Linked DNA regions of Homo sapiens: region 2 is linked to region 1. Evidence: chromatin loops called from intact Hi-C (ENCODE). Cell type or tissue: HepG2. All regions are shown on one strand. Each heading gives the region's core, and the rest is flanking DNA. Links, peaks and the distances in the headings are about the cores only.

Evidence for each region. A loop is a pair of places that touch in the nucleus more often than their neighbours do. Peaks named below come from ENCODE experiments on the same cell type or tissue, not always from the same donor. Only the 100,000 strongest peaks of a DNase experiment are listed, where the experiment ranks them.
Region 2: it touches region 1 in a loop (4-fold over the local background); 2 of 110 quality-filtered maps call a loop at or near these places.

What each region holds. Positions count from the first base shown.
Region 1 is chr1:61,142,638-61,155,490 of GRCh38, reverse strand. The region is part of intron 2 of NFIA (nuclear factor I A); the gene reads right to left. Among named protein-coding and RNA genes, the nearest start is that of NFIA, 67 kb to the right of the region's middle. In HepG2, for the core only: no CTCF peak of the experiment used is centred there; a DNase peak (open chromatin) is centred at 7,160.
Region 2 is chr1:60,971,697-60,984,549 of GRCh38, reverse strand. No RefSeq gene overlaps it. Among named protein-coding and RNA genes, the nearest start is that of NFIA-AS2, 7.4 kb to the right of the region's middle. In HepG2, for the core only: a CTCF peak has its summit at 5,395 (motif pointing left); no DNase peak of the experiment used is centred there.

The DNA.
Region 1 (12,853 bases), core at 6,089-8,588:
CTTGTTAGCCAGGATGGTCTCGATCTCCTGACCTCATGATCCACCCGCCTCGGCCTCCCAAAGTGCTGGGATTACAGGCGTGAGCCACCGCGCCCGGCCAACTCTAGAATTTTAAAGTCAAACATCATTTGTTTCTCGAAAAAACTGAAAGCAGCACATTTGGAACATAGAATTGCTAGAACATACAATTTCCTGGAAATGTATATGGGTGATCCAGCATGTATGAGCAGTCTTAAGAAAGTATACCTTTACACTTTTCTTTAAGAGAAAAACCTCAACGCTCAGAAATATATTTCAATTATATTCTTGATAAAAATGATCATGAATATTCATTGTTTCTTCTATAACCAATATGATGATAAATCCTTTGTATGAATTACTCTAATTTATTCCACACGGTAAGCCATTATTATCCCCATTTTACAAATGAGGAAACCAAGGCCTAGGGAGATTTAAGGAACCACTCCAAGGTGACAGAATTAACAAGTAACCAAGACAGAATTAAACCCAAATTAGGAACCCCAGAGCCTAAGCTTTTAGCAACAATGTAGACACTATCTCTTCCTGTTAAATTATATCTAACCTGGTTAAACCAGGCTGCTATCTTCCAAGCCCTTTATTTTTGTGTGATGTGGACTGCTTTAACAGTCATAGGTCACGTCTCAATTTAAGACTGGTTTATATGCAGATTACTTCTACACTATAGATCTTTCATCTGCTCTATTTAAATGTATGTTTGGCCAGATGCAGTGGCTCACTGCCTGTAGTCTCAACGCTTGGGGAGGGTGAGGCAGGTGGATGGCTTGAGCCCAGGAGTTCAATACCAGTCTGGGCAACATGGCAAAACCCATCTCTATTAAAAATACAAAAAAATTAGCCAGGCAGGGTGGCGTGTGCCTGTAATCCCAGTTACTCAGGAGGCTGAGGTGGGAGGATCACTTGAGCCCAGAAGGCGAGGGCTGCAGTGAGCCAATATCGTGTCACTGCACTCCAGTCTGGGTGACAGAGTAAGACCCTGTCTCAAAAATAAAATAAGGCCGGGTGTGGTGGCTCATGCCTATAATCCCAGCACTTTGGGAGGCCAAGGCGGGCGGATCACCTAAGGTCAGGAGTTTGAGACCAGCCTGCCCAACACAACAAAACCCTGTCTCTACTAAAAATACAGAAATTAGCTGGGCATGGTGGTGCATGCCTGTAATCTCAGCTACTCGGAAGGCTGAGGTAGGAGAATCTGGGAGGCGGTGAGCCAAGGCTCACTTGGTTGCAGTGAGCCAAGATCGCACCACGCACTCAAGCCTGGGAGACGGTGTGAGACTCCACCTCAAAAATAAATAAAAAATAAAATAAAATAAAACAAATGTGTGTTTTTAAATTGTCAATTTACAATATTCACCAACAGTCTGAGTTAAAGTGTAAAAAATGATTCTTCTTAACTGGAGAGCCAAGTTTTCAAATTGTCTCCCAATCCTTTTAACAAATTCCAAAGTGCTCTTGACTAAAGGGAGAAAATGTAAAATTCCAAAGTACTCTTGACTAAAGGGAGAAAATGTAACAAGGGCCTTTGGGTAAACTCATATAGGAAGCTCTTTTCAGCTCACTGAATGTAAAAGCCAGGTTTTGTAGAGCCCTCTCTAAGCTGACCAATAAGGAGACAACTGAAAAGACATGAACTGCATGTGGATAAACAACTTACTTGATGTTCTAATGACCAGGGCAGTTCAGCAACTCATAAAAGAATAAACTAAGTTCTCACCTAGAATCCTTTGTCTATCACATGTCTAATAAGGCAGAAGACCTCGGAACTATTTTTCATATATCAAAACTTCAAACAAAAACTATACACTTACCCATGAAACAACTGAACAAGCTAGCTGAAACGTCAACCAACTCATTGCACAAACACTTTTATATTCATACTGTTGATGGCTCATTTGTGTGTTCAGTTACACGTGTCTGTTTTTACAACGGGAAAATTAGTTATTAACCAATGCAGTGTGTCTGGAACACCAAAAGTTTTCAAATATGGAACAAAAAATAATAGTTGAGGTCCTTGATGATAAAAGGGTTGAAAGTTAGAGAATTACAGTTACAGTCAAAGGCATCAACGGCTAACCTGAATCAGATTTAGACCCTTAGTATAGCAACAAAAGACCACATGATCAATAATTACAAGGAATCATAAATGCTTATAGACTCTGCAGGCAAATGATAGAAGCAGGCTGCTGATACAACATAATATAATAGGGAACAGTGGGGATTATGGCAAACTAGAAGGCACAGATTCCATCTAAAGACATTCCAATTCAAGTGTTTGAAAACACTGTGCCGGCAGTATTCAACCCACCAAAAACAGATTTACTAGCCCTGAACTCAACACACTCGTTTCATTGATCAGAAAACTTGTTTTCAGGAAAGTAAAGGGACTTGCCTAAATTCACTGCCTGAATTCACTCCTCACCTTTAATGACTAGATGAAGACTAGGAAGAAAATTTCCTGACTCTCACCCTGGGGCTCATTTACTGAACAAACCCAGTGCTTATATTGCCAAGGCCCTCTGGTGGAACCAGGGCCAGAAAGACAAATGATTTAACTCCCTGCCCTCTCTCTCCTCAGAGTAAAAGACACAGACCAGGAAACAAATATTACAATACAGTATTAGCCCTACAATGATTCTCTGTTCTCATAAATGCAATGAGAACACAAGAGGCAAACAGAAGCCACTTTAGTGGAGGCAGAGCTCAAATTTTAAAGTGTCCAATCTCTGCATGTGTGTACTCCTATGTGATAATGTTTCTGGACTTTATTTTTTATATCTTCAAAGCAACACATTCCACAGAAAGAAAAAAAAGGCCTTAGATCATGATACTCTTGGAAAGTCTTAGAGAAAACTTTAATAGCCCAGTGATAAATCTTCTAAAATGAGAATTTATAATAGAAATACTGACAGACCTTTAATTATGGCAGCACTATGGGGCTTTGTATAATAAAGCCCACATATTTTCAGCTTAGATCATTATTTATAGGATGCCTTGGAAAGGATTTTATTTACAAGTGCCTGCCTGAATCAATGAGGTAAAGTTTTACACAAGGAAAGGAAGTGCAAAGTACACTGTTTGAAAAAGCAGGGATTTACCTCCTGGGGTGCAGGAGGCCCAGGGTGCAAGGATTTCAGGCAGTGAATGATGATTTTGACTCCTCCAGTTTGTATAAAAGGTTGAAGTTCAGTCTGGCGCAGTGCAGCATTCCACAAGACCTGCTGCCTCTTTGGGCAGGCGATTAATCTCATGATCGATAGACCATATGATTAGGCACTAATAGCTGATAGGAGGAGAGAATAAACAACCATAAATTTGCTTTGTACTGAGTAATCCAAGTGTAGGCAGGGTCATTTAATGGCCCCATTGGGTCATGTTACCTAAGGGGCCATATGGAATAAAAATGGAAGATACATACATTTTTAAAGATCTTCAGTTATTATCACAGTGTTATGGAACCAGGACAGGACTCTCTGAGCAACACCATGAATTCAGTGTTCTTAAGTGAGAGATGCCAAGGTTTCCACATTCTGAGTATAGAGGGTGATTGCAGAAAGAATAATGGAAAAGTCTCATTGTTGAAATAATTCCTCTATAAGCACTATCAGCATCCGCCCTCAGTATAACATAAGTGGCCCTGGGTGGTCTAACTCATCACTCTGTGAGCCAGTGGAATCTGTGCCTAGGGGAGAAATGAAAGGGAAGCAGCACTCAGGACCCAGAATAGTACTATGTGTGTCTCTCGGTCAAAGCAGTTGCTGGACTATTTAATTTTGCCTTTGCATGCAGATCACTGCTCTGAGTTCCAGGGCTGTTTCTCAGGGTGTCATGAACTTCCAGTATTGGGAATGGTTACGCGACATAAAATCTGGGATCCAGAGGGTCATAAATCTCATTCCTTCTTTTCTCCTTTTCCCTGATTTCTTCTCCCTTTCTAAGACTCTGACCTCCTCAACCAGCCCCTTGAAAGAAAGAAATCAATCACCCGCAGACTAAAATGAAAACCTGAGCCTTCTCTGCACATTGGATCGTCTTCCCTTACCTATGATAAAATTAAGAAAAAAAAAAAAAAGCTGTATTAGCCAGGCACGGTGGTGCAAGCCTGTAGTCCCAGCTACTTGGGAGGCTGAGGAATGAAAATCACTTGAACCTGGGAGGCAGAGGTTGCAGTGAGCTGAGATCGTGCCACTGGACTCCAGCCTGGGCAACGGAGTGGAGACTGTCTCAAAAAAACAAACAAACAAACAACAACAACAAAAACTGCAAAATGTCAATTTCCTCTTATGTGTGTCCTTCTCTCCAGCCTATCCTGAGCCCAGGGAGGCAAGATTCCCTTAAGCTCTTGCTATCAATGGCCATGATAAAGGAAAGAAGACACTTCGTTAGCCTAAAAGAAACATGATAGAGAAATTAATTGGTTGATTAAAAGAAGAACATCAACTGGTCTTGCACTGCATCTTCAGTCCCATGGCATACTACACAAATCCCTCTTCTTTGAAAACTGTCTGGGAAACAAACCCCTCCAATCACCCTCTCCACTTCCGAATTGCTCCTCCCAGCCCTCATTCTCTTCACCTCCCACCTCCCTCCCCATTCTTACTAATATGGTCTTTGTTAATTTCCAAGCCTTGAGGGAGCAACTGTTCTCAACCCATCCTTCTAGTCTAACTGTTCAATACTGTTGATAGCTCTTGAGCCCACAGAAGAGTATTCGATCGGGCTCTTTGAGAAGAAAGCAGGCGCTTCAGACACCCTGGGGTTTGTTGGGGGAATTTTGTTGCTGTTCCCAGGAAGCTGAGAAATCCACTCCCCATTCAAAGACAACCATTATCGATACCCCTAAGAAGTCCAGTGTCGTAAGCAGTTGCTCTAGCCAAGTCAGATAAGAATTTTAAAATTTCCCCCCAAAATACCTTCTCAGTATATATTTATTCAAAGCATTTCTAGTTATAGAATTTCTGAGCTGGGAGACTTTTGGCCAGGTGTATCGTACCATGAAAGGATGCCCCAAAATGTCAAATCACAGGGTTACTCCAATGCCTAGCCATTTTTCTGCTAACACTTCTTAGAACAGTAAGACCAGCCCAGTCCTACTGGGGCCACCCACATCATACTAACTCCCCATCAGGAGGAGGCACTTGCCTGGGAAGAAAACAAACTATAATCCTTTGGTCCAATGTACTCAACTCACAATGGGGGGACATGCGACACATTGATCTAAAGGGACTTGGCAGAGAACACAGAGCTGAGTGGAGCAGAGCCTGGCCCCGCGAGAATAACTCACGGGTCAGTGCTCTTTCCTTCATACCAACCTGCCTTGTAACGTGTATTTTTTAAAGGTCTTGCTTAGTAACTAGTATCCATTTCTGGCCATCTCTGAAACACTCAGAACATAGGGAGGGAAGAGGCTCTCAGTTTCCTTCTTAAACCAGTCTGAATTTTCTCCAGAGGAAAAAAAGGAAAACCTTTTTGAAGACACACGATGGAACCTGTTTAGACCTAAATCAGCTGTTCTGCCCTGATCTTGGTGGTTACCTGTAAGCTTGTCCTTACTGAAACACTGAAGGGCTTATAGCCACCTTGGCTCATTGCAGTAACAGTGGTCAAAACAACTACCATTTACTGAAGATCTAATATAGACTAAGACATTTATCATTTCTCATCATCAAGCCATCCTGCAAGTTAATATTGTCCCCTCCACTCCATTTTACAAATGAAAAAACAGAGACAGGGGAACTCAGAGAAGTTAAGCTACTTGCCCAAAGTCACACAGCCCATCAGCAGTACAGACAAGATTTGAATCACACCCATCTGACACAAAGGCTAATTAGCTTTCCATTAGATCATGCTGTTTCCACACTGGCTTAGTAATTTAATACTGCCCTATAGCTCTGAGGAATTAGTTGGTACTGGTACCAATAACTGGCTCTTCTGGTTTACATTTTTGCAAACATGAAAGGCATACAGTCTCACACCATTCCTATGGATACAAGAATCTTATATCACTAAAGCAATCAAACAAGATGAGTCAGTCTTAGCAAAAGCACTAAGTATAGTCTGGGGCTAGAGCTATGAAGGCCAAAAGAAGTGTAGTAGAAAAGACAGGGAATTTTAAAAAATATATTATTGTAAAGCAAAAGGAAAAAGATGCAAACAAAACAAACTTGGTTCATTTATTTTTTTCATCCTCAGCAAATGTTAGCTGAGCTCCTACTATGCAGCAAACTTTCCTAAGTTAAATCAGAAAGGAAATGGTTCAGGCTGGGTGTGGTTGCTAAAGCCTGTAATCCCAGCATTCTGGGGGCCTAGGGTGAGAAGACTGCTTGAGGCCAGGAGTTCGAGACCAGCCTGGTCAACATAATTAGACCCATATCTCATCCAAAAAAAAAAAAAAAAAGAAAGAAAGAAAAAGAAAAGAAAGAAATTAACCAGGCATGGTGGCATGCACTTGCTACTCATGCGGCTGGGGCAGGAGGATCCCTTAAGCCCAGGAGTTCGAGGCTGTAGTGAGCTAGGATCGTGCCATTGCACTCCAGCCTGGGTGACAAATTAAGACCCTGTCTCTAATTTTGAAAAAAAGAAAAGAAAGAGAATGGTTCAATTTCCCAACTTCTTTTTGCCTGTTTACCCACTTTAGTATCAGCTGTACCAAAGGTAATTCATCAATAGTTTTCCTTCATCTTCCCATTTTACCCTGATACTGATGCTATAAATGGAAGAGAATCTGCTGCTAACTTAACTTCTGTTTCAGTTACTGTAGCATCATGTTCTGCCCATATCTAAATGGAAAGTACCAATAGAGTTTGGAAGATGTACATGCAAATGATGCAGGCACCTGAAATGATCCACATTCTCCTGAAAAGAAGCTTCAGATATGCAGCTTTCAACGGTGCCACTAGTCAGCAGCTCTCTGTTGTTACCCAAAGAGATATGTTATCATAGAGATATGAAAAACAAACCAGGCCTTCAACAAAATACCCACTATGATGCCTCCTAAAACGTCTTCTAGAAGGTGCTAAGTCATAAAGAACCAGCGGGAATTAGCCAGACAAAGGGGATAGGGGACAGGGAAGGTGGTGTGAGAGTCAGAGGGAATGAAATGTACAAAAGTCCAAAGGCCGGAAAGAATGTGGAGTATTTAACAAGCTACAAATAGAATATTATTGCTAGAAGGTGGGGAGATGAGAAGGCTACAGAGGTACGCAGGGACCAGGATTTTTAAGAGACTTTGCCACAACAACCACTCATTCATTCTCCTATTCATGTTGCAAATGCTAATGAGTACCTACTACATTAGATGCCAGGCCCTGGAGATACCAAGATGGGTTAGCAACGTCTCAGGATACCTGTACCACAACTACTCAACAATGCACTGTACCTTAAACAGCTAGTTAATGTTGAGTGTATAATGTAAACTGGAATACAAGAAAACACCCCTTGCTTCTACTAATCGACCTACTAAATTAAACTATTCACACCTGGAGGGAAAAGACTCACTTGCATTGGTGTACAAAGAACATTAGCCAACCCCCTAGGATAATGTTGGACTTCTGCCCACTCGTCAATATTAATTGCAATATATATAGATGCAACCCTGTGTTCTCCCATTTCACCAATTTCAGCCCTCACACCAAGCTACTTTTCTTAATCCAACCGAAGTTTCAGGGCACACACTTCAGTGCAGCTGGGACTATAAAAATTCACATGGTATCATTAAGCACTACTAGGTGAAAAAAAACAAATGAAAATTACATGCTTTCCAACAACACAGACCAAGGTCTATTTTCAAAGGGAAAAAAAAACTGCCTGAATGCTGTTAAAAAGAGGCAAAATGATTTTCCAACAATGACCGTATTTTTCCACATAGTAAGATTCTAATTTAAAATTTTTAAATAAAAATGTCTCAATACCAGTGACTTGATTCCGTTACAGTAACTCAAAGTTATTAAGCTACAGAGTATCTTCTTTGGTGACTAAAACTGATTTTAAGAATTTAAAGATTCAGGTCAGGCGCAGTGGCTCACACCTGTAATCCTAGCACTTCGGGAGGCCGAGGCGGGCAGATCACTTGAGGTCAGGAGTTTGAGACCAACCTGGCCAACGTGGTGAAACCTCGTCTCTACTAAAAATACAAAAATTAGCCAGGCATGGTGGTGCCCACCTGTAATTCCAGCTACTCAGGAGGCTGAGGCACGAGAATTGCTTGAACTCAGGAGGCGGAGGTTGCAGTGAACCAAGATTGCACCAATGGATGCCAGCCTGGGCAACAGAGCAAGACGCCATCTCAAAAAAAAAAAAAGATTTAAAGAATCAGGCATTCACCTTGATTTCCATCACTTCCAACTATGCAGAATCTACCTGGTTTATGGTAGATTAACAGCAACACAGTGGGAAGAATGGTGCAGAGCTTCAGAATTATATTCAACTGAAAAGAGCCATCCGTAAGATTCACTAATCCACAGCTCTGTCAGGTGTCCTAACAATGTAATATACAACTTAGGGAAGCCATGTGATACCAGTCCTTCCTGAACCCAACCTCATCACACCCTACTTTCAGCTTCTGGTAAATATCTTTTTAAGTGAAATTAAGTTAAACACACATAAAACTATTTAAAAAAAAAACTATGAAAGATGAGAATCCATTCATTGATACACAGACTTTACACACGTCTTCTGTGTGGTCAGCAGAAGTAGTCCCTTTCTGGAGAAAGCACACCATGTGGGGGTGGAGGGTATGGGGACAGTGGGCAACAAGTAAATCCACACAATTACAACAGGAAAGCTTTGATCATGGAGTCACTTACACAGAGCGTGACACAGAATCACAAACACAGAGTACTATACAAGCCCAGGAAAATTCAGGAAGGCTCCTTGGAGGAGGGGTTTTTGAGCCAAGTCTTGTGGAACAGAGAGCAATTATTAAGAAAATTTTAGGTAGTTGTGCACATATAATTAGGCTCTGCCAAGTTAGCAACATTTGCATTTTAGAGCGTTTTCTCCTGGGTTGGGTTTCATAGAATGGGAAAGACTGCTCAATAAAACCTGCTCCTTAGCAGCTCAGCCCAGGGACACTGGAATTTCTCACAAGGTATGATCGGCCGAACAATGACCAACCACCAAGATGTCTATATCCTAATGTCCAGAATGCATGAATACAACAAAAGGGACTCTGCAGCTGTGATCAAGTTGAAGATCTTGAGGTAGACAGATTACCCTGGATTATTCAGGCAGGCCCAATGATGCAACTGGAAGGCTCCTTAAGTGGGAGGCAGGAGGGTCAAAGGTCCAGGAGAAGGAAGCGGAGCTCAAATGCAGTGATGCAGTGAAGAGCCAGCCTCTAGATGCTGGAAGGCCCAAGGAACAGGTTCTCCCCTGGAGCCTACAGAAGGAACCAGTCCTCGGAACACCTTCATTTCAGCCCAGTAACACTGGATTTGAGACTCCCCACCTCCAGACCTATCAGGGAATAGATCTGTGTTACTGTAAACCATTAAGTTCATGTTGATTTTTTACAGCAGCAATAGGAAACTAAAACACAGGACTTGTAGTCATACAAAGAAGAGTTGAATTAAATCGGCAGTGACTTGACCCCACAAACCCAGGGCACCAGGACATGTCAGAGAAGAGAGAAAATGTGACAGCGTTCATTAATGAAGAGTTAAACCTCACCAATAAAATTTAAAGCAGAAGAACGCCAAATGGTTTGACTGGATTATATCACTGAGAATCAGCAATCATCTACAGTGCAGGAAATTAACATGTGAGTGCCCATGATGCACCCAACACCACCCTAGGCTCAACACCTGCATATAACGCATTACTCCAGAGACACCTACACACATGCCCATGTGTGAAAAAGAAAGTAACTAAGTATATACCAAGAGGGCAGAGACTTTTGTCCCATTCATTCACTGCTATATCTTTAGCACCTAGGACGATGCTTGGCACATAGTAGATACTCAATTAATACTTAGTGAATTAATGAACATCTGGAGATAAACCTTGATAATCTATTGGTGAATAACATCTAAGTCATCCAGTAGATAATGTTTCTTCTGAAAGGTTATGTGACCAACCAGACCCTACAGATTTTGAGAAAACATCCTCCTCATAATTGCACTTTGTTTTAGCCATGAAGTCCAATATGCAATAGAAATAGAAAAACAAAAATTTCAGAAAGAATACCAGTGAAATCAGGTTATACGGCAGTATGTTAGCTTCGTGTTCCTACTGTGCTTAAGGGAAGCATTAATTTCCTCAATAATTTTTCTCCTTGGCTTAGTGCTGAAATGGCACAAAATAGGTGGAGGTCTGATTCTGATTTACTATTAATGCCACAAGCATTTCAAGAATAAAATATCTACAAGCAGATTTGGAAGCCCCTTAATTAAATAAAATTTTAGAGGCACTTGAAATATTCCAAAATTAAGAGGTAAAGGGGAAGGCAATGTCATACTCTGACTGATGAGGATGAAGTAAAAGCAGTGGCTAAACTGAGGCAGGTCACACATTTCCAAGAGGACTCTGTGTCAGGTGCGCCTTGATGCTGAGTCCCATTATTCTTTTTTCTTCTGCTAAAAATGGACCCAGGTTGGAATTAAGTAGCTGCAGACCTTGAGCTAATGGCTAATACAAAGGAAAATAAACATCTACCCATTCTTTCAAAGACTTGTTCTCTGAGCATGTACCCTGTGCCAGGCCAGGTGCTGGATCCTGGAGAGAGAAAAGCAATTGTTACTAGTTACTGGACATTTTCTTTGTACCAAGTAGCCATGCTACAAATGGAGGTATGGTCCTATTACTGTCAACCTCATTTGCACAATGAAGAAACTAAGGCTTAGAGAGTTTTCCTAACTCTCCCAAGTTCTTGTGGCTGTGCTTGGCAAAGTAAGAATCTGAATTCAGGTACATGTAACTCCAGGGCCCACATCCTTAGGTACAAATGTCCAAGTGCCTCTGCCCCATAGAGGCCCAGCATCTGAGCTTTGCCAATCACTAAATGCCGTTATAAGGTAAGACCCCAACACTCACATGTACACACACACGGTAGTCTGGGAATGAATCAGGAGACAAAGTTCTCCAGAGAGCTATCTGCCATAGGAACACAAATTGTTTAAAATCTTCTAGAATACTGGTTCTCACACTTTCACATACATCATAATCATCTACAGGGCTTGTTTAAAATCAGGCCCCACCCCTAGAGCTTCTCACTGAGTAAGTCGGGGGTGGGGACCAACATTTGCACTGCTAACAAGTCCCCATGTTATGCTAATGCCACTGATCCAGGAACTACACTTTTGAGAACCACTGATCTATTAATCTGCAACATCACCTCTGTCAGAGCAAGGATTCTTTTTTGTTCACTGTATCTAGAACAATCTACTTGGCACATAATAGGTATTCAGAAAATATTTGCTGAATGAATCAATCTGCTTTGTATTTGAAAAACAGATAACCGGATTTATTAGAATTGTGTGTAAACTAAGTAGATTCTTACTGTGGCCTAGGAAAACATTTCATGATTAAGGGCTTAAGCACCTTAAAGAATACTGTGGCATATCCTTTGGCCTCTCAGAGGCCTTATGTCAACGTATGGGTACTGTTAACACCACCTTTCTCAACCTCGGTGGTATGGCATATTGGAAGGACCATGGAATCAGAGCTTACCCTGCACTTGCTGAATATAGACTCGATATAGCTACTCTATATGGCCAGGTGTCCTGGGATAGGTTCCAAACCTAGTGGATCAGAAATAACATATGAAGGCAAGGCACAGTGGCTCATGCCTGTAATCCTAGCACTTTGGGAGGCCAAGGTGGGCAGATCACTTGAGTCCAGAAGTTCTAGACCAGCCTGGGCAACATGGTGAAACCCCATCTGTACAAAAAAATACAAAAATTAACCAGGTGTGGTGGCAGACACCTGTAGCCCCAGTTACCTGGGAGGCTGAGGTGGGAGGACTGCTTGAACCTGGGGGTCAGAGGTTGCAATGAGCTGAGACTGCACCACTATACTCCAGCCTGGGTGACAGAGTGGGAGGGACCCTGTCTTTAAAAAAACAAAAAGCAGAATGACATATGAAGTGTTCAGCTACATGTCTAGTGAGTAAGAAGTTCTAAGTGGTAGCTATGATTAACTTAATCACAAACATACGTTTGTCAAGGTCATCAGAGAAATCTTGTTCTTCAGCAAACAGTCATTCACTTAAATAATATTCAACAAATATTTACTGAGCATGCCACTGACTGTGGGGCACATGTGGTTCTCTGATGCCACGCTGACTAATAGGTTAAAAACAAAAATCTCCATCCTAAATTTCTTGCCACCCCAAAAAGCTTGTTCTTCTAAAAACCTTTTGAGGAAAAGCCCAAAAGAGCATTCTGGAAGAGCTTAGGGACAAGAATCAACAAGAGTTATGTAAACAGGTGAAGCCAGGTGTTCCTCCTCTCTGAGGAGACACGAAGAGAGTTGAGTCAACAATCCTACTCGCTCTTGGGCCAAGCAGTCGCCACACAAGCGGTTCTCCTCGCCAGGGTGAGTGCATCAGAAGAGAGGCTGCACTGTTCAGGAGCCACAGCAAGGAGGGTCCATCCCCGGCTCTCTCTTAAGTTCTTGGCACAGGGGCAGGCGCTTTCCATGTGCCCTAAGAGCCTGTGTCTGTGTCTTCCTGTCTCCTTACCGGAAAAACTAAAGGCAACACATCTTGTAAAGTGCCCCTCCCTCCCGAAAACACTTCAGTGAAAGTTAGTATCTACTGTGTATATATTTGCATCAAGTTATACCGTTAAGAAAACTAAAATTACGAGTAAAGGAATTA
Region 2 (12,853 bases), core at 4,148-6,647, 170 kb after region 1:
TTAAGGATGTTTTCCCTTCTTATTACACACACTAATTTCCTCACCAAAATAACAAGTCCTGAAGGCTTGCATCTGCTGGGAAACTGTATCCTCTGGGACCATGTTCTGCATGTAAGTTCATTTGGAGTTTGGCCTGCGCTGGGGAAGCCTGCCTCTCCTCAATTCCTTGTGTTTTCCTTGGACAAAGGAGAGACCTGTGTTTGCTCCTTTATAAGTCTGAGAAGCCCCCTCATGGCTCGGGCCCCAGCTTGACACTTTGCTGGGTGGGGGACTCACCTGAGATATCTTCTCCTCCTGTGAACCCTGGGAAGCCCCAGCTGTGCCGAGAACAAGTTGCTGAGTGGCTTGTTTTGGTTCATGGAGCTGACCCACCAGTCATCGGGCCCTGTGATTGATGCAGGGCCCGTGCTCTGGGTTATGTGAACTCGGAGTGTTTTCAAGGGAAAATTTTGGTCATAAGGCAAAGCCTAGCCAGGTTTGAGATAAGTGTGAAAAACACATTACAAAAGGAAACAGACTCGAAGTTTCCTGACAAGGGAAACATTTAACCCTATGTTTAAGGAGTGTGAGAAGCACACACTCAGAAACCATGCACGTCTGTGTGTGCACATGTCCCTGTGGACAGAACGGCTGAGTGTGTGCGACGGAAAGTGTGTGAGTGTGTGGTGTGGGTGTGCACGTGTTAGAGAGGGAGAGAAAGAGAAAGAGAAAGAGAGAGAACAGACGCACCTGGGGAAGGCAGGGATATTAATCTTGCTAAAAGCAATCTGACTCCATGGGATTTATAAGGATCCAGCTAAAATCAATGGGAAGTTTTATGAGACAATTTTCTTCTTGCCGGCTCTGGGGATTGTTTGAACTCTCATGGAGCTTAGGATGGCACTGGCTCAGAGCTCCCCCAATCCTCACACCTGTGCATGAGACAATGTACATTCTCCACATCTGCGCCTCTCACCTGACTTATCTCCAAGGACTGCCATGGAGGGTCCCTGGCCTCCTGACTCCCTGGCTCTCTAGCTCAGACCTGCAGCTTCTGGTTAGGGGTTTGGAGGTCTGTGAGGAGAGGCAGAGGGGCGGAGGGCAGTCAGTATACTTTGTCTGTGGTGTACAGATAAATGTGAGAGGCCAGGAAGATGCACACAGGCCTGCGGGCCTCGAATAGCTCCAGTGGTTACCTGTCAGTGTCAGAATAAGGTCCAGAGACCTTGGTACAGCTGCTTCCTACTTAGCCTTTTCTATTCTCTTTCGCACCCAGGCATCCCGGGTCAAAGTGACGCTATCGGCCACTCCTCAGATGGGGTGCTTTTACAATTCTGTGCTGCTGGTGATGTTCCCTCAGCCTGGAGGGCCCACTCCTCCCCATTTCTCCCTGATATGAATCTTCCAGTTTAATTTTGAACTCTTTTAAACTTTCCAGAAAAGTATGGAAAATATTTACCAGAAACTTATATAGCCATCATTCAGCTTTAAGAGATGTTGATATTTGCTAAGGCCCTTTTCCCTTTTCCCTCTCCAGAGGTGAGTCAGGATATAACCATTGCCAATGTACTTTTACTGTATTTAAATATAGTCACAAGCAATACATAGCATTGTTTATGTGCCCTTATATTTTGTATAGTGGTGTTAATCAGCCCATATCCTGTGGGGAACCATTTGGCAATGCCTGACAAGGAACATACACCAGTAATTCCACTTGTGATTGTTCGTGCTAGCAAAAGATCTTGCATGTGTCTGAAGCATGTACATGGAGAGTCAATCTAATAATGTAAAAGTGGTAACAACTTAATTGCCCCTTAGTAGACCAATAAAGATAAGCTGTAGTTTAATAAAATGAGATACTATATGGTGGTAGTTAAAATAAATAAGATCTACTTGCATGATAAACATAATATGTGGAAAAAAGCAAGCAGCAAAATTGTCTGCTCATTTTTTATGGCTAAGTTAAAAATGTAATCCTTCTCTTTAATGAAGTGTCCTGTGAAAAAATCCCATCTAAATGTAATTAATTGCTCTCTCTCTCTCCATAGAACTTTATAACTTTATTTGTTTAAGAATTACTTCTTACCCTTCACTTTCCATCACACATACATTATGAGCTTCTTACATGCAGAAACTGGGTCTTAGTCATCTTTGTATCCCCAATGTCCCAGGCTGAGAGCTTGCTTACAGTTGATACTCAGTAAGCAGTTGTGCAGAGAGAAAAATGCTTATGTGTGTGCTTTAAAATACTCCCATGAAGGCCAGGCACGGTGGCTCATGCCTGTAATCCCAGCACTTTGGGAGGCCGGGGAGGGCGGATCACGAGGTCAGGAGATCAAGACCATCCTGGCCAACATGGTGAAATCCCATCTCTACTAAAAATACAAAAATTAGCTGGGCGTGCCTGTAATCCCAGCTACTCAGGAGGCTGAGGGAGGAGAATTGCTCGAACCAGGGAGTTGGAGGTTGCAGTGAGCCAAGATCACACCACTGCACTCCAGCCGGGTGACAGAATGAGACTCCATCTCAAAAGAAAAAAAAAATAATACTGTGTATCTCAGGTCATGAGAGCTTTATTATCCCAGTGTTTCTGATGAGGAAACTGACTGAAGTGCATTATGTCAAATGACTTCCCCTCTGTCACTGATGGCAGTGAACGATGAAATCCAGGTGTCCTGTCTCTTGGCCACTGGGGGAAGTGGGAAGATGAGGATCCAGTCGCTCTTGCACAACATTGCCGTGTAATTAACTTCAAGACAGTGGGATGATTTAAATTTTATGTGACTGACCTGATATATATGGAAAAGATGGTGGAAGACTTTCTGGAAATCAGGAGAGCAATACATGAAGAACCTTAGAGATTGAGTGAGAAAGCTGAGGCCCAGAGAGGGAAAGTGATTTCATTTCAAGTCAGCATAATTGAATAAATATATTTGAATATGCATTATGTGCCAGGTGATTGCCTAAGTCCATCCAGGTAGAACAAATGGAGAGATCACTGGAAAAGTGCCTAGCAGAGCACTGGAACAGAGCAGGGTTCAATAAATGTCAATACCCCACCCCCTAACCTTTTTTCTTTCTTTAAGGGCAGAGCCAGGATGAGAACCCAGATTTCCGGATTCCAAGTCCAACATCTTTTCAACCATCTCATGGTCATCCAGAAGTGCAACCAGGAAAAAGTCTGTAGGGAGATCATGCCTGTAATACTCTTGCTGGTTAAAAAGAGTATTATGGATTTTCTGACAGCTCTTTTGCTGTGTCACATCAGCCCCCTGTCTGATTTTATGCTTACATGGCCATTACTCTCTATTAGCATACTAATAAATGTTTATGAGATTATGCTGTATAAACTATAAACTTTTACATATTATTAATTAACCTCATACATTGTATTGGGAGCTCCTGAACATTTACTGACTTGTAAAACAGGATAGTGGCATACAGGGAGCCGTGTCTGCAAAACTGGTCTTATTTGCTCTATCTGGAGGAAGGGTTGCATTTTCATTTTTGCGACTCTTAAGTGCAAGCCACAGATAGTATAGTATTTGAAAACAGAAGACCTGGGCTTGCCTCTTCCCAGCTGTGACCTTAGGTAAATTTTGTAAGCTCTCAAAGGCCCAGTTTCCAAAATGGGCATAATAATACCTATCTGTGGGGGTACATGGCAGGTACCTAATAAACTTAAACTGAATGAAATTGAACCAATGCAGGGAAATGAGTGGAAATGACAGGAAGCCAGTTTGATTTGTTTCTGATGAAAAGACCGATGATAGGGATTCCCAAGAATGGATGGCCTACATTCCGATGTGGTAAATAATGTGTTCTCTCTGGAGGTGTGCAAGAAGCTGGACAAGGGGATTCTGTAAGGAATGGGAGGGTTTCCTCCATTGCTATGATTTAAGAATTCTATGAGTCTCTCTTCCTCTCTCTCTCTTTTTTTTATTTTTATTTTTTAGATGGAGTCTTGCTCTGTCGCTCAGGCTAGAGTACAGTGGCGCAATCTTGGCTCACTGCAACCTCCGCCTCCCAGGTTCACGCCATTCTCCTGCCTCAGCCTCCTGAGTAGCTGGGACTACAGGCGCCCGCCACCACGCCCGGCCAGTTTTTGTCTTTTTAGTAGAGACGGGGGTTTTACCATGTCGGTCAGGCTGGTCTCGAACTCTTGACCTCAGGTGATCTGCTCGCCTTGGCCTCCCAAAGTGCTGGGATTACACGCTTGAGCCACTGTGCCCTGCCAACTCTCATTTTTTAAGGCCAAAGAGGAGGCAAAGTGGGAGTGGTACTTCAGGTCTTAGATTCTAGTTTTAACTTAGTTGCTGACGAGTTTTGCAAATTAGTCTAGACTCTAGACACTTCAATCCTGTCTCTATTCTTTTATCTATAAAAGAGCTACACAAATTTGATGTGGTGATCAGAGGAGAGAATGGCTAAGAAAGCACTTTCAATAATACAAGGCTGATCTTTAGAAAAATATTAAGTTTAGGCCGGGCGCGGTGGCTCACGCCTGTAATCCCAGCACTTTGGGAGGCCAAGGCAGGCGGATCACGAGGTCAGGAGATCAAGACCATCTTGGCTAACACGGTGAAACCCTGTCTCCACTAAAAATACAAAAAATTAGCCGGGCATGGTGGCGGGTGCCTGTAGTCCCAGCTACTCGGGAGGCTGAGGCAGGAGGATGGCATGAACTGGGGAGGCAGAGCTTGCAGTCAGCCGAGATCGCACCACTGCACTCCAGCCTGGGCGACAGAGCGAGAGTCCGTCTCAAAAAAAAAAAAAAAAAAAAAAATTAAGTTTAGCAGCTCGGTTCGTTTCACTATTTTTGATGTTGATAGCCGAACATCCCTGCTTTGAATCTTCTGCAATGCTGCAAAAATGTTATGGGAAGAACCCAGATCTGAGAGTCAAGTGACCAAGTCCAGGCTGTCACTAAGCTATGAGACTTTGGTGGAGTATTTCTGTCCTTTGCATCCCAAGTAACTGATCTCACGTCTGTAAAATGAAGCTAACAAATCTGCTGTGCCAACATCATGGGGGTGTCCTGAGAGTCAAATAAGGTAATGGATGTGATTTAGTGCTTTCAAATCAGCCCTCAATTTAGCTATTTCATCAGCTGTGTTCTCATTTTCTACCCTACAAGGCTGTAAGACCTATAAGTACAAAGCCGTTTTTTAGATCTTTGTATTTGCCAGTGCCTAGCAAAGTGAATTCATTGATTCTGGACACATTCATGACATGCCTATTTGGGCCAGGGATAGTGGTAAGTTTTGGGGTCAGGGATGAAAAAGACATGGCCTCTACCCCTAAGGAGCTTGCTTTGCAATAGAGGAGTAAACTATAAACATATCCAAGAATAAAGTTAAAGGAAACTGATACTGAGATCTAGCCTTTAAGGGCCCCTGCTGTGTGTGAGTGTCGCCACCTCCAGGGCAGGACAAGCTTCACCCCCTCTCTACTCTTGCAAAGAACTGACAGGCACCATCTTCTGTGTTTTCGATGGCTGCCTCTGTGTTTCTGATGGCCACATAGTTTTTGGGTTTGTGTGTTTCCCTGCCCTTGGACACGTTCTGATGGAGTACAAAGTGGTAACTGACTCCTGGGGTCTACTCAAGGTGGCTGGATGTAAAAGATTGGTGAAATGATTTAAAGCTTATAGAGATGGGTAAGTCCCTAGGGGTTAGCAGGTACTTTCCAGGGAGGAAGAGGATGCCTCTTATAAATACAATTACTATTGATTACTGTCAGATTCTTTTATCTGATTCCTGCCCATTAGGCCCTCTCTTTGTTGCTAGAAGCTCTCACTTGCCCTCTGCCCCATCTTACCTCTAGAAGTGCTTCTTAAATGAGTCCTGCAGAATCCTAGTGATCCTTGAATAGCTCATAGGTGCTAAGAGAGCATTCAGAAGAATACTTCAAAGCTTGACAATGAATAACCATTTTACTATTATGACATAAGTGGAAAGAAGGGCCAGCTCATCTCAAAACGATGGCAACAACAGCAAGGTCAGTGAATCCCCATCCAGCTGATTAGCAGCAAGAGGCTTTGAGTGGCAGCCTGACTGTGAGAGTGTGCATAAGGGACACTTGTAGACTGCTTTGCATCCAAGGTATCTTCCCTTAGCATTTGACAACAGTACCCTACTTTTGCTTTGGGAGAACTGCCACTCCCTCATTCTCAGTCTTATACTTTCATATGTCCCAGGGGCCGAGCACTTTACATAGGCAAAGGCAATATATGAATTTTATTTTCTGGTCATAGGAATGACCACATGTTCCAGTTCAGGCCAGTGAAAGAGACAGAGAGTGGTGGTCCCAGGCTTGTGGAAGAACCTACTGGAAGAGACAGTGCTGTGTAGTGTGATGTGTATCTGAAGCTGCTGGGGCGATGAGGAGCCTACATTGTGAGTCTGAGAATGGGGCCATTACCCGAAGAGCTGAGTCAAGATTTAGATCCCGGACATATTATCTGAGCCTGGGTCAAGCTGTGTCTGAAGCCAAATCTGCTCACAGACTTTCCAAGATATTCCTTTATCTAATTTGAGCCAGGGCTGGTGGAATTTTCTGTCATTTGCATCCAAAATATTCCTAATATTATACAGTATGTGGTGTTTTACTTCATTTTTGCAACATGTTTGGCTAAACAATAATATATTAAATAATAATAATATGTAATAATATATTACATTATAATATGTAGTAATATATTACATAATAATATGTAATAAATATTACATTATAATATGTAATATATATTACATTATAATAATATGTAATAATATACATTCCTCTATTTAATCATTATGCAAAGCTAAGAGGTAAAATTTATGATCAAATTTATAAATTAAAATACTGAGTCTCAGAGAGAATGAGTGACTCACCTGAAGATACACAACTGATAAATGATTGAGATAGGACAAAAATGTAGGGCTCCTGACCACAATGATCGCTAAAGATGCCTTTTTCCCAAACCAGCTACTTATGGAAAGCAAATATAAAAGAAATGCAAAGGAAACCAAAGGTAATGCTGGTTGCCACAATGTATTTTTTTGTTGGGAAGTTTCATCCAAAATACATGGTTCCATCCAAAGGTAAAAGACCCTCAACCATATTTCCTACGGCCAGTGCCGTGGTCCATCAGGCCTTCATCACTTCTCACCAAGTTTCCTCCAACATTTTTCTAGATGGTCTTTTGCCTCCAGTCTCACTTCCCTACTATCCATCACTCACAGTAGGACAGAATCATTTTTCTAAATGCAAGCTGGATTATGGTATTGTTTGCTTACAGCCTTCAATAGTTTGCATAGCTTTTAAGTACAAATCCGGCTTTGCACACAAGACACTTCCTGATCTGACTCTGGTGTTCTCTTCTGCTTCATCTCCTCATTCCTCCAGTAATAGTGAATGACCCAGGGTTCTCTGAGGCTGATCCATTGCTCTACTTTTGTGTACACCATTCTAGCTGTGTGTGGAAACTGTTGCTTTTTTTTTGTTTTTTTTTTGCCTGGCAAACCCCTCTTGTCCTTAAAATCTCCTTCATCCTTCAGATGTTGTTTTCTCTAGGAAGACTTTTGTGATCCCTCAGACTGATTTGAATGTTTCTTCTCTGTGGCCCCGCTAGACTCTGGATCTATCTCTCCTTGCACTCTCACACTGTAGAGTAACTGTGTATTACATGCCAGTGTCTCCTCTAGATTGTGGGAAACAATTGTGCCCTACTCCGTTTTACATCAAGGGCCTAGCAGCTTGGCACATAACAGTCAGTGAATGTTTGTTGCATGGATGAAGAAGGAAAGGGAGGAAATAGGCCAGGCATGGTGGCTCATGCCTGTAATCCCAGCACTTTGAGAGGATAATGGGGAGGATCACTTGAGGCCAGGAGATTGAGATTGGCCAGGGCAATGTAGCAAGGCCCTGTCCCTAAAAAAACTAAAAAAAATTTTTTTAAAGGGAGGACATATGGAAGAAGAGGCCAGTACTTTCTCTTTTGTTTGACACTTTCGTTTAAAGTATTATACACTGGTGTTATATAGTTTCTTTTATTAAATTCAGATATTATGTTCTTCCTAGCTTTAATATTTGAATAAATTGCTTTGCTTTTTTTTTAAAGAAAAATTTCATGGTGTTCCAAATTAAGTAAACAGTGTTTATTTTTCTGTGACCTTGAAACACTTGGGAAATGTTGCATGATGAAGTGAGGAAGAGGGGTGGTGAGGGTTTTGTGAATGGAGAGAGAAAGCGGACATTTGGAAGCTGAGAGCTGAGGTCTCCTGGTCCCATTGCTAGCTGAAGCCTTTGGCAGGATGAAAATGATTTATGTTGGGAATCTGAGAGTAGCTAACTTCAGTTTTCGTGGACAGAAACATTCTTTCCCCAACATGTCAAGTTGGGGGTCTTGTGCTTACTGAGTCTGACAGTTGGTACGGAGTCTTGTCTCCAAGGACCTTGTCTTAAATTTGCCCCTGAAAACTTCCAGGGGAACGGCTTTTGTTCCTTGGGTTTATGCATTAGTTGGGGTTCTTTCTAATTAAGTTGCTTACCTGCTGTTTCTGGTGAGTATTAAGTGTGTATGTGCTGAGCAGGAATTTTCCATGTTAGGTCTATTATTTTATGAAACTGATCCTTAATTATCAGCTCTCACATATTTGTAGAAAGTTTAGCTTCCATGTCAGATTTAAAAAATTCATGTTTCACCAGAGGCATTTTATACTTGGTCCAAAATGTGAAATGAGCTTTTGGCAAGTTGATTTCTTGACTGGGTTATCTCACTGAACCATCCTTCCCTCCATCTATCCCTCTGTTTATCCATCCACTTATCCATCCCTCAATCCATCCGTTCCATAACCATTTTCTGAAATGCTATGCTTTTCCCTGCACTTCTGTAGGAACAATGAGGAGGGATACCTAAACCCAAGGTGGGGCCGGGTGGGCGGGTGGAGGACAGGGGCAGAAAAATCTTCCTACAGGAAAGATGCCTGAGATGAATAATAAGAAGGGAATGGGACTTAGCTACGTTGGTGGCTGGAAAGCAGAAAGGGGGCTTATTTCAGGCAGATGGAGCAACAAGGGCCAGTGCCCAGAGGCATGAGAGGGCATGATGAGTTCCAGGGACTGAAAGCCGTTTAAACAAATATTTACTGAGCACTTTACTTGTGCCAGGGGCTGCACTGAGATCTTCTGGAATGAGCTTTGCCACATGACTACAAGAGTGAAGGCCTAATGCTGAAGCAATTGCTAAGTATTAGGGTGAATGGAACATTTACTAAATAAATTTGATCTAGATGGCAAAGGCAATGGAGGAGCATGAGAGACAGGGAACTACATTCTATTTATTGTCTGCTATATGCCAGAAGCATTACCTTCACATTCTCTGTGATGTTCCATGTACTGCTGTAGGAAGAATCCCCATTCGAGATAAAAGATAAGGAAATAGAATCCCACAGAAGAAAAGCAAACAAACACTGCCAGCTTTGGGGACTAAAAACACCCATAATTTTTCTACTGTACAATTCTGTCTATCATCAAGAAAGGTCTTCCCTTTGACAGATGGCTCCCAGGATTAGAATCTCCCTCATTTTTCCCTACAGCATTTGGAAAGAGAGCTTAATCATACAAGCTACGACTGTAGGGAGTCTTTTCTGAAAGAAGGCCCCCTAGCAGGGAAACTGAATAGAAAGAATAGAAAGGGAATGTCAGGGAGACATTTGAGTTTGGTGCTTTGGACCAAACCGTCTTTCAAGACGCATCTTAAATCCTCTTTCCTTTGACAAGCCTTCCCTGACTACCCCAGACTCTACCCATCTCCCCCTGCTGTGCTCTGATTTAGGAGATGGTGGCTGTGCAATAGACTTAGCAATTAATCATACCTGCCCTTGTGACAGCTATTGTACTATTGCCTTAAACTGGTATTTTACTCTGGCCTTAGAATTCATCTTTGTGCATGTACATTTTCTCCAATGAGATTATAAGCACCTTGAGGACAGAGATTTTGTCATAAACATATCTTAAATCCTTCCTTCCTCCCCAATACCTAGCGCAATTCTGTCCACATAGTAAAGGCTCAATAAATGTTTTTTAGTTTCGTATAAAAGGCCCTGCAAGGATTTCTGAATGAAAAATATGAGAGAAATCAAATAAATTAGTTTGAGGAGCAGGTGATTTAGATTTATTACTTATGGTGGAATGCAAAAATTGCCACAATAATTTAAAGCAATTCTTATCAAGAGGCAGAGTCTATTTCCCGACTCCTTGAATCTGGGCTGGCCTTGTGATTTGTTTTGACCAGTTGAATGTAGTGAGCTTAATGTAGTTTGAGGTCTGAGCCCAGGCATCAAGAACCCAGCAGAAGAACTGCACAGCTGATACCAGCCCAAATCACAAACCTACAGGACTGTGAGTTAAATAAATGTTTTTTTATTATAAGTCACTAAGTTGTGGGATGATGTGTTAGGCACCAAAAGCTAACTGTTGCAAGATCTTCTTTAATTATCAGGATAAGCCCTTGAGATGCATGTTAGCATCCTATTTTATGAGTTAGGAAGCAAGCATTCAGGAGCAGTATGACGTAGAATGATCATAATTAGCATCTTTCAGAGCCATTGTTAGTGTCTTTTAGCAAATGTTACCTGGATGGGGAAACATATCAGGAGGCACATGTCTCAGCAGGCACTGGTCTGTCTGATGGGGAGGGGGACAAAGGAGTGTTTGTTGGCAGGAGTCAGGAAAAGTTCAGACCATGGAGAGTTCAACAATGTGTTGAAGGAACAGGCAAGACAGAGCTTGAGGGCTCTTGGGTCCATGCGTTCAGGCTGAAACGATGTAACTTGGGAGTCTATAAAGAGGGAAATGATAACAACAGTGACTAATAAATTCACTGAACATTTCTCATGTGCCACAAGCTGTGCTACGTCTCTAATCTTCACAAATGTCCTAGGTGAGGCTGAGATAAATTAAATAGGTCATATAACTTGTAAGTGATTAAATTGCCATCGAAACATAAATGTGTCTAACTCCAAAGGGAAATAGCAAACAGCTAAAAATGCCCTTTTCATTATATTGTCTGGTCTGTAAAATCAATTTCTTCCTAACTTGCAACAAACCGAATGGGCACCTATATGTCATTGCAGGCAAAACTCTTCGTATGCCTTGGAACAAAGCCATACACAGCTGAAAACTCATGACTTGTCCCATATTGGGCATGGAAGGGTGGTTTCTCCAGTTTGATAAAATCAGGAGGTCCTCTCTGCAACATGCTTTTGTGATAACATTATGTGGCTTAGCAAGAGTTCTACAAACAGGGCCCCTTTGAAGGGATCTGTCCCTTCTGCTTTTGAAGTAGGGTGACCACAGCCCTCGAGCAGAGACCTTCAGATATCCTCAGGCGGTGGTTTCATCTAGACTAAACTAGTTACAAACCCTTCCACTTATCTAATAGTTTATGCACGGTGCACACATATGTCTTGTTGAATTGAGTAGCACAGCTTTGTGGGATTCACTGGGCAGCACGTGTGATTCCCATTTTATAAATGAGAAAACTGAGACTCAGAAGCTAACTGACATGCTCAAGGTCATAAAGTTAATCTGTGGTTGAGCTAGGACTGGACTTGGTCTGTTTGACTCCTCCTCCCATGTTCTTGACTGAGTCAACACAAAAGCATTCCCTATGTATGAGGCATAGAGACTACAGAGATGTTTTAGGCTGGGCTCCTACACCCAATAACAGCAAATGTCTGGTCTAAATGCTTTACTTAGAGTAACTAATTTAATTCTCATAACAACCCTACGAGGGAGTGCACTTTTTACTCTTGTTTTATGCATGGGAAAATAGAGGTACAAAGCAGTAAAATAGATTTGGGGTTCACATACAGGTGGTCTAGACAGGGAGTCCTTTGACTTAGCCACAGCACCCCACTGCCCCTATGCTTAGGGAAGCTACTGGGGAGAGGAGTGAGATGCTGAATAACAAGGAGACCTATGACAGCCTGGTAACAGCAGGTCATGCCTGCTTGGGTTCAAATACTTGGCCCAGTGCTTAAAGCTGTTTGGTCTTGGGTAAGTTTTTTGTGTGTGTTTATGTGTCAGTTTTTCATCTGTAAAATGAGATTTTGAGATTGCTCACTTCATAGAGAGGTATTATGAGAATGTAATGATTATGTGTGTATGTGTGTGTATGTGCATGCATATGTTCAAGTGTGTGTGCGTATGTGTGTAGCTAAGAATAATCTCTGGTCCTCCAGTTAGTATGATTTGAGAGTTTGCTATCATCATCATTGCAAGGCTATGAAGTGAACTAATTTCCAGACACATAGCGCAGACAAGAGTCACAGATTCTGAGAAGAGGGAGAATTTATTGTCAGCAGGAATGGTCAGGACAGGCTTCAATGAGGAGGTAAGAAGATGTTAAGTGGATCTCGAAGGATAGAATCACAGAGTTGGGAGTTGAAGAGACTTCAGCATTCATGCAATCATATGAGTTTATCTCATAGAAGAAATCTAGGACCACAAGGGAGAGGTGATCATGCCATGTTTATCCAGCTAGTTGGGGACAGGGCCTTGACTGGAACCCAGGTCTCCTCCAAACCATGCCTGTCTGAATTTTTCTGGGCTAGAAAAATTAGAAACCCTGCATCCCCAGTCAATACTGGTGCTCCCTCTTGTAGTCCTCACTCCACTCTAAGCACCCTTTACTACCTTTCCTCTGCCATCCCTTTGGGAGAGATGCAAGTGAGCAATGAATTCGACAGTGATAGGAAAGACCTCCTACAGAAGCAAGGGACTTGATAATCTATAAACAGTTCCTGGGTAAAAACCATGAATGTGTACAGAGCACCTACTATCAGGTGCTTACTGAATTTTCTCAATCTCCACCGTAACTGCTATC